Regions from separate parts of the Homo sapiens genome. Here regions 2 and 3 are each linked to region 1. A link is a contact called in ENCODE Hi-C data. All regions are on one chromosome and are shown on one strand. The core of a region is the stretch at or near the end of the contact, and the rest is flanking DNA. Distances in the headings are between cores, read along the strand shown.

The links. A loop is a pair of places that touch in the nucleus more often than their neighbours do. Pooled maps may share reads with other maps.
Region 2: a loop to region 1 is called in a pooled map, with 4 times the contacts of the local background. The contact joins two enhancer-like sites. A Hi-C loop is called at or near these places in 2 of 37 single-sample maps with no recorded cell type and 4 of 50 pooled maps.
Region 3: a pooled map shows a loop between it and region 1 (2.4-fold over the local background). The contact joins two enhancer-like sites. A Hi-C loop is called at or near these places in 2 of 37 single-sample maps with no recorded cell type and 4 of 50 pooled maps.

Annotation. Positions count from the first base shown.
Region 1 is chr6:53,243,653-53,246,635 of GRCh38, reverse strand. It overlaps LOC124901332 (a long non-coding RNA gene), which reads left to right. Exons shown (of 4, transcript XR_007059612.1): 2 at 1,024-1,095; 3 at 2,205-2,365; 4 at 2,492-2,591. Among named protein-coding and RNA genes, the nearest start is that of MIR5685, 32 kb to the left of the region's middle. Within about 2 kb of position 1,500, at least 5 of the 41 ENCODE cell types and tissues checked have a DNase peak (open chromatin) inside an H3K27ac peak, as active enhancers do.
Region 2 is chr6:52,496,275-52,499,199 of GRCh38, reverse strand. It overlaps EFHC1 (EF-hand domain containing 1), which reads right to left. Exons shown (of 11, transcript NM_018100.4): 11 at 2,002-2,925. It overlaps TRAM2 (translocation associated membrane protein 2), which reads left to right. Exons shown (of 11, transcript NM_012288.4): 11 at 1-1,792. Among named protein-coding and RNA genes, the nearest start is that of EFHC1, 77 kb to the right of the region's middle. RefSeq lists an enhancer at 52-101 and a silencer at 1,185-1,386. Within about 2 kb of position 1,404, at least 12 of the 41 ENCODE cell types and tissues checked have a DNase peak (open chromatin) inside an H3K27ac peak, as active enhancers do.
Region 3 is chr6:52,303,246-52,306,389 of GRCh38, reverse strand. The region is part of intron 1 of LOC124901329 (a long non-coding RNA gene); the gene reads left to right. Among named protein-coding and RNA genes, the nearest start is that of MCM3, 20 kb to the right of the region's middle. RefSeq lists an enhancer at 180-249 and a silencer at 1,905-2,199. Within about 2 kb of position 1,594, at least 6 of the 41 ENCODE cell types and tissues checked have a DNase peak (open chromatin) inside an H3K27ac peak, as active enhancers do.

The sequences.
Region 1 (2,983 bases), core at 251-2,750:
TTCTTACTCTTTTATTGACCTTTGGACTAATACTTCACCACCCTTTGTCCCAAGCCTAATTCTCACCTGGATGTAGATGTCATGTTCCTTTTTATTCCACATCCTGAAGCCACTAAGCAAAGGCACGGGTGCCTTCACCTCACCAGGTTCCTATACATTCTTCAAACACTGGAGCTCTGCAATTATTTCAGGCCATTCTGTGGCTCTTCCTACCACCTCCACACCTGAAAGTCAAGCAGCGCCTGTAGGATCAATCTGGTTAATGCTGATACATTCTCGGTTTTTAAATAGTGTGATTTTAGACTTTTAGTTCTATTGGTGAAGGTACAATATATAATAGAAAGAAACTCCAACAATCCCATACTAAACCTTTGCCCTTTGCTCGGGCTCTTAAAGGATTCACGTGCTTCCAGCTCGTAACTAGTGTTGTCCTACTTTTGCTTGTATTGTAATTGATCTCCTTTCTTGGGTTTTTTTTTCTTTTCTTTTCTCACATAAACCTTCTCTACCTTTTGTACTGCTTGTCTCACATACTATTAAGCCTAATTTGAATTTTTTGTTATAGTCTTCAGTTTCCCAACACTGTTTATACTTCTTTAAACAATAGATTTCATCTGCATGGTAGACAGAATGCCCATGAGTCCCAAGATGTCCATGTCCTAATTCCTAGAACTTGTAGATATGTTACCTTATATGGCAAAGGGGACTTTGCAGATGTGATGAGATGGGGGGATTATCCTAAATTATCTAGGTGAGCTTAATAGAATGCATGAGCCCTTAAAAGGGGAGAACCAGGCCTGGTGTGGTGGCTCACACCTGTGCTCCCAGCACTTTGGGAGGCCAAGGCAGGCGGATCACCTGAGGTCAGGAGTTCAAGACCAGCCTGGCCAACATGTCAAAACCCCGAGAGTCCATCTCCAGTGTTTGAGACGGGGTTTCACTCTGTCGCCCAACAGGAGGGCATATATCCTCTATCTCCCATTACCAAAGATTGATTCAGGCATCCCTTCTTGATCTTTCTAGGAGCTGTGAAGTTGCAGAATTTTGGTTTATTGGGATGCATCCTGGTGCTTGCCTACAGATCTTGTTTTGCAAGTAAGAACAGAAGACTCTGGCCGGGCGTGGTAGATTATGTCTGTAATCCCAGCACTTTGGGAGGCCAAGGGGGGGCGGATCACCTGAGGTCAGGAATTCAAGACAAGCCTGGCCAACATGGCGAAACCCCATCTCTACTAAAAATACAAAAATCAGCCAGGTGTGGTAGCACGCACCTGTAATCCCAGCTAGTCTGGAGGCTGAGACAGGAGAATCACTTGAACCCGGGAGGCAGAGGTTGCAGTAAGCCGAGATCGCACCACTGCACTCCAGCCTGGGTGACTCTGTCTCACAGAAAAAAAAAAAAAAAAAAACCACAGGAGACTCTAGGGAGGCCACCAGGCCTGTCAAGGTTGCATGGTTCTCAGGTGGCAGGCTGGTATCACACCCCCCGCCCTGACTCACAAACTGTTCCTATTTTCATTTCCTTCCCCTTAAAAAAAGTAGAACTATCTCACTGATGTAAGAAGAACATACTTGGCTTTTTTTCTCGTAAGGAGTCTTAAAAAACACACTGATAGTTGACACTGTATATATCAAGGTTTTCTGGCAAAAATTTCCATGGAATGTAGTTCAGAGAGATGCTCCAGAAAAATTTTTAAAAAGCCTCTGTGGTCAAATAAGCTTGGAAAATGCAGTATGTTTGTTCCTGCCTTGGAATGTCATCACATACATAAGCTTAATAAAACTTCTCAGAAGTCTATAGTAAAGAAGTTCTAGTTCAGTTTTCCCTTTTCATATAACACCCATTAGCAGGAGGCAAGAAATGCTAGTACAGAAGTGGCTTCATGTCTTTTCTCTGTCCCTTTCACTTGTTGCGTGGCTGGTTTAGCACTGTAGGTGGCTCTGGCCTGAGTACGCAATGTGACCCTTTGGGAGTCAAGCAGGTGAGTGCATCCCAGAGCCTGCTGATTACCACCCATTCTTCCTTCCTTTCTCATCGACGGGAACCCCATTTTATGTGGGTCAATGAGTGCTGAGGCTCCCTTGAAGCTTGGTGTGGCCATGTGACATAGTTCTAACCCATGAGATGGGAACAGAAGTCTCTAGAGGGACTTTCAGAAAAGCTCATACATGCATTTTTCTTCATCATTCATTTTCCTGCCTAGAGTGCAGAGGCAATACATGGAGATGCAGCAGCCATCTTGTGACCATGAGGACAAAGATCATTTACCAAGGATGACAGAAGAGAAAGTTAGCAAGAGCCTTGACCCCTGATGAGGTGAAGTCATTTCACCAGCCTATCACAGCTTCTAGTCTTCTTGGGAATGTAAGAAAAACAAACTGTTATTTGCTTAAGCTCTTATAGCTAAGTTTCTGTTCCGTGCAGCTATTATTCTAATCAAAATAATGTTTCAGTGTTTATTCCTGAATATCACATAATTTTGCTCTGTAGGTGTCATCTTGGCTTTCTTTATGAATGGCAATTACTGGCTGGGTGCGGTGGCTGAGATGGGTGGATCACTTGAGGTCAGGAGTTCGAGACCAGCCTGGCCAACATGGTAAAACCCTGTCTCTACTAAAAATACAAAAAAATTAGCCAGGTGTGGTGCCACATGCCTGTAATCGCAGCTACTTTGGAGGCTGAGGTAGGAGAATCACTTGAACCCAGGAGGCGGAAGTTGCACTGAGCCAAGATATCACCATTGCACTCCACCCTGGGCAACAAGAGTGAAACTCTGTCTCAAAAAAAAAAAAAAAGAAAAAGAAAAGAGAAAAGAAAAGAAAAGAAAGGCAATTACTGGATAGGGTCTAAGAAGTTTACAAAGCAGGCCAGCAACAGCATCAAGTCATTCAAGTCAGTGTTTCTCAATGTGGCCCCCAGACCAGCAGCCTCAGCACCACCTGGGAACGTATTAGAAGTGCACATCCTCCGACCTCGCCCTAG
Region 2 (2,925 bases), core at 155-2,654, 750 kb after region 1:
GGATTAGGTCATTGTCAGATGACTGGAAAACCTAAATAGGATCTCTCTCCAGCTCAAGGTTGTCCCAGTGAGGAAGACTTTACCAACTTCTCACTCTACCCCACTACTCACATGAGTGTTAGCTCCACCTTGCAAAGGCTGAAGACCAGTTCTCCCCAGTGAAAGCTGCCTCATTCTTTTATGGAGTTCCCTGGAGTGGCAGAGCTATAAAGACGAGCATTGGGATTTGCAGTCTCCATGTAGCCTTTCGTGCTTGGCAACCCCTGTAGACTTTTTGTCCCAAGCAGATTGCGTGCGTGCGCCTGTGTGTGAGAATAAGTGCCTTACTTTGCTGTGTGGTTTTCAACTTGTACTCCGTGGCCAGCCCCCAGTTGCCAGGGCTCGACGGCAGCCAAGGACACCATACCTCAGTATAGTTATATATAAAAGGGACACGGATTGTGACAGTTTCACCCCATTTGTTTCTAACCCCGCTGCCCAGGATTAGGGTCTGTGGTGTGTTCTGTTTTGTTTTTGGTTTCTCCCTTGTGTCAGTTCTCTTCTGGCCCAGCTGGGTGGCTGTGGAAGTCTGTGAGGTGGCCCAACCACAAGCATACCTATTAAGAGAAGCCCAGAGCTTCCAGCCCCCACTTCGAAAACTCTCCTCTGGCCCCACATAGCAAACTCCTTCTCCGTTATTTTCCCCACCCCCAGATTTTTTTTAAAAGGCCCACTTGCCGTAACCTCTTTTGGTCTATTTTGCTTCCCATTCAGCCCAAAGTTTATATGATAAAGGTGTTTACTTTTACTTCCCAGTCTCCAAGTGCTAACACATAAACACATACATGTCTGACTGTTGCAGAACTGTTCGAGCTCCTAATTCAGTGTTACCTTGTTTTAGTCGCAGCAACCCTCTCCCCTACCCCTTGCCCGCCCACGTTTTTCTCACTCTTCCGGGTTGTGCAATAACTCTCCCAGCCAGTGGTCCTTTCCACAGCCTTTCTGTCCCTTAAAACACCTGCAACTGGGGGAGAAATGGGACCCATGGGAGGGGGAGTCGTCATCCCTTACACAAGAAATAGCCACTTTCCTTTTGTTGTCATTCTTGTGATCCTGGGTGGGTTTCTGTGGCACTCTTTTAGAACATGTAGCATCATCTTAGAGGTCTATTTTTAAAAAATGTGTTGAAGAGGAAAAAACCATTCTCACGATGGGGCTTAAGTCATTGTCCAGGAATAAGATTGGCGTGGTGCCCATGACATCACCGTCACTCTGCCTAAAAGCACTCTAGAGCTACTTGTTCACGTGGAGAGGAAGGATATTTTGCGAAGCAACAGCCGCAGGTGGAGAGCCCTGTTCACCTGATAGGGTCTAGCTGTGACAGTAAATATAATACCGCTGTTTCCTTGGGTACAGATTTGAGTGTTCATGTGATGAGACTGTAAACCTCATTTTTCGGTTCCTCTGTTTAAAAAAACATCTGAAGGATGAACTAAGGCTGCTGGTGCCCTGAGCAACTGATAATGCAAATGTGGACAAAGTGTCTGTTTTCTACTCTAGCCTGTTCATATGGACCAAATTTCAACAAGGAACTCAAGGAAAATTTGTACCTGCCGTATTTATGCTTTCATGTAAAAAAGGGTTGGGGGGAGGGGTGTCTTTTTGCTTTTGGTGAACTTTTTTTCAAAATCATTTTTCCACTGTTTCTGTCTGGTTTTAAAACAAATTACAGTTTTGTATGGATTTTTTAAATGTACATTTTGGAACAAATGATCAAATATTTTCTGAAATAACAATAAAAGGCAGAAAATTATCAGAATTGTCTCATAATTATTTCCTTGACGTGCTTTTATACAGTGATGCTTTTAACGTGGATGTTTACGTTTGCTTAAAGGAGTTTGCAATGAATTTTAGCCCTCATGTCTATTATTTTTCACTATATTAGTCATTTCTTATATATTTTGACCCGTATTTGTCCATTGTGATATGAATTAGGGAATTAAGGATGGAGAGTCAGTTATGTCAAGTGCTGGATAGCAATAAGCATCATTTTTATTTGACTCTTTAATAGTAAAGTGGAAAAGAGGTTTTCTTAACATGGGGTTTGTGGGTAGGAAGCTCCAGAAACAAGCACATCATCCTTGATGCCTACTATACTATGATGTTATTTAGCTTGGAGGAAATGGGGTTTCGTTTGTGTAAAGGCCAACAAATATGTTGGTGCTGACTAGAAGACATCCAAGTATTAGTAATAGTGGGGATTGCTGGTGTCACTTACATGGCTGCTGTTGGCTGTAGCTGCTTGCTGTGTTTACCAGAACCATCTTTCTTTGGAAAAAGATCTCAAAAGATGAGTGCAGTTACAGGTGGCAGTTAGTCAAGGACACCCATGGGGTGTGAGAAAGAGGAAATGTTTGCTTGAGGTGAAGGTGAGTGGTTCTGATGCATGGCAAGCTTCATTGTAGAGTTGGGTCCTGCTCTGCCATGAGAAGCTAGGTGAACTCAAGCAGTTAACCCTTCCGAGTCTTTTTGTGCATCTGTGTCAAAAGGGTTTCATGTTTTGTGGGGAGTCATGGTGAGAGATTTAGAGATACTGAATGCTAAGTTCATGGTACATATAAAGCACTCATATTGGCTTTTTAAAATGAACTTATGTGCCAGCAGGATACTCAGGAGTCACTTAACCAAGTGGATTCTCTGGACAACATTTAGAGACGTCTTCTCTACCTATGTGTCCCAAATACCCTCAAAGCCTATAGATATGGATTTGATACACCTTAATTGGATGGTATTTTCAAGGCCCCCTGATGGTGCAGACAAGGTACAGGCCCAGGTTTCTGAGTAGTGGCTAACTCACAGCCCATCTTTACCCGCAAGGCAGATTTTTATTAGTCCCAAAGCCGTAAGCACTATAAGCAGTCTTAGTCAAATGCTTCAGTTAGACCT
Region 3 (3,144 bases), core at 345-2,844, 940 kb after region 1:
CAATGAACAGATAGAAAGCAGCAGCAGGCCTTGCTCCTAGGTAGAAAATGGGGTGGGGAAGAATCAGCCTAAGGCTCCCCTCCACCTCCACCTCTCCTGGTGGGGTCCAGTGAGAGCAGTCTAGCACTGCTTGGAGGGACTTTAAGTGGCTTTATGAAAAGGCCTGCCATCTAAGATGGTAACTTGAGTTAATAACTAAGGAGGAAGCAAAGGAATTCATGTAGCACAGAGTTGTGAGCCCGATGAAGAGGCGGTATTGCTAAAGTCGGATCATGATGTCTTACATCAAAAGAAATCATAAGGCAAAGAAAGGAGAACAGAAACTCTCATTTCCTCTTGATCACTGTCGGTTGGCTAAGTTGTCATTTTCAAGTGGAAGATGCCAAAAAGTCCAGTAATAGAGTAATTTTTCAGACAGGTAGACAGGAAGCATACTATTACAATGAGACTACAGTAAGTCTCAAGGTGGTGGCAGTGACTCCCACCTAGATAGAATTTTAGGAAATATGTTTAATTACTACATGAAAAGATTCATGGAAATCATTAAAGTCCTAAGTGCCAGAATATGCAGTCCTGCCCACGTCAAGAATTTGCCAGCAATAACAAGCACAGACTTTCCAGTCACAAACAGCTACCTAGAAAGAAATGACAAAGTACTGATTCTTTTTCCAAGCTGCTGATCCGATAACGAACATGAGATTTAGTATCTATAATGGCTGTCTCACTTCATCTCCTGTGCCTGTCATAATTCCTAGCACATTAAAGGGGCTCAATAAATATTTGTGGAATGCGTTGCTGAGTTCATAATATTTACCACGTTGTATTTATTTTACTACCTTAGAAACAATCTCTAAGACGACAAGTTATAGCCATCTTAGCAGAGATCCTGTGAGATCTGGTCTTTTGAATTAATTTTAAGATGTTACAGCAACTAAAGGCCTTAGTTAGGATTAGGTGAGTCCAACATGCTTGTTTTATAAGGAGAACACTTGGGACAGAGAAAGGGAGGGTAACTTTCCTAAGGTCACACACCCTTTGGAGCTAGAATATGCATGCATCTTCTGACTCCTAGCCCCACCTAGGATGGACACCAGCTCTTAGAGAAAGAGCAGCTCAAAAAACACATCATGATATTATGGAAGTAGATTTTCATTAAGTAAGAAACAGCAGGAAAGCACTGCAGTATGAAAGAGAAAGCACTGCAGTGGTGTGTCAAGAATGCTTTGCAGTCTCAGTTCCTCCATTAGGCAGCTGATTAGACATTCCAAGTGACTTGGCAATGTGAGAGCGCTGAGATCTAGAAATATCCAATGCTAATGTTAAAGTCTATTCTTCCATGTGGTTTTTCTTTCTGAAAACTTTAAGGAATAATTGATTTTTTTTTCACTCCTGTCAAGCAGGTCCTTCCTCATAATAGATTGAAATATAGAGTGAATTTTTTAACTAAAAGGCAGAAACCCGAGATTGAAAAAGGTCTTGGCTTTTTGTCTTAAAACAAAACAAAAACAAAACAAAAAACTAACCATCTTCATGTGCCTGCTTGTGGGGGACGTTAGATGATCAGGGCAAGTAAAACTGGTGAAGCAGTTTGGTTTGTCAGGGCACTCTTTGAATTTAGTGTGTGGGAGGGACTTCCTGTAGAATTTTGCCAATTTTTTTTTTTTTAATTTTTATTTTTGAGACGGAGTCTCACTCTGTTGCCCAGGCTGGAGTGCAATGATGCAATCTTGGCTCACTGCAACCTCTGCCTCCCGGGTTCAAGGGATTCTCCTGCCTCAGCCCTCCCTAGTAGCTGGGATTATGGGCATGCACCGCCACGTCCGGCTAATTTTTTTTTTATTTTTATTTTTGTATTTTTAGTAGAGACAGGGTTTCTTCATGTTGGTCAGGCTAGTCTCCAACTTCTGACCTCAGGTGATGCGCCCGCCTCGGCCTCCCAAAGTGCTGGGATTACAGGCATGAGCCACTGTGCCCGGCCCTTATTTTGGTTTTTCAGGGCACTCCTTGATTTTAGTGTGTGGGAGAGACTTCTGTAGAATTTTGCCAATGTGTTTGCTTGGTGAAGAGAGTCAGAATAAGGGAGGAGACCACCCCTCATATTGTCTTATGCCCAATTTCTGCCTCCAACAAAAGAAGAAGTAAAAACTAAAAGGCAGAAATGAAATCCACAGGCAGACAGCCCGGCGCCGCGTCCTGGGCCTGGTAGTTAAAGATCAACCCCTGACCTAACTGGTTATGTTATCTATAGATTCCAGACATTGTATGGAAGAGCATTGTAAAAATCCCTGTCCTGTTCTGTCTCGTTCTGATTACTGGTGCATGCAGCCCCCAGTCACATACCCGCTGCTTGCTCAATCCATCAGAACCCTCTCATGTGGACCCCTTTAGAGTTGTGAGCCCTTAAAAGGGACAGGAATTGCTCACTTGGGGAGCTTGGCTCTTGAGACAGGAGTCTTGCCAATGCTCCCAGCCGAATAAATTCCTTCCTTCTTTAATTCCGTGTCTGAGGAGCTCTGTCTGTGGCTCGTCCTGCTACAAGAAGGCCAGGAAAAATGAAAAGTCCTTTAGAAGGAAGGGGTCATTAAGGAGAGGAAGTCTGTGTGAGGAAAAGAATGATATCCACACTAAGAATGAGTCTTATTTTCTCTGAGCTGTTTTACTTTGGCTCTTGTATTGCTGACTGATTCTGTAAGAACATGGAGGGAAGATACTGATGTGTGGTTACACAGATATAATTTCATTCATACCTGCATTCACTTCATAATGGAAGGCCTGATATTCATCAACTAACTCAACCCTGAGCTTCCACGGTTACCTGGGGGAAAATTTCATTGACTTTTATTAGGAAAGTCACACACACTCACACATCACTGTACCCAACTCAACTCAAAGGCCTCCACCACCCTCAAAGCATGCTTTCAGCATCAAGCTCAGGGGGGACTGCAACATCTTGCACAAGCTGTCCTGCAAAGGAGAGCCATTGCTGCTGTGCTTGTGGCTGAGAGTGAAGAGGCTGAGCAGGTGGCTTCCCTGGCCCAGACCATGCAGGTCAAACTGAATCAATATTGGAGAACCAAAGCAGGTCATCTGTTCTCTGTTCATAGAGCCAGATGCTTGATCTCTTAGAGCCCACAGGACCAGAGC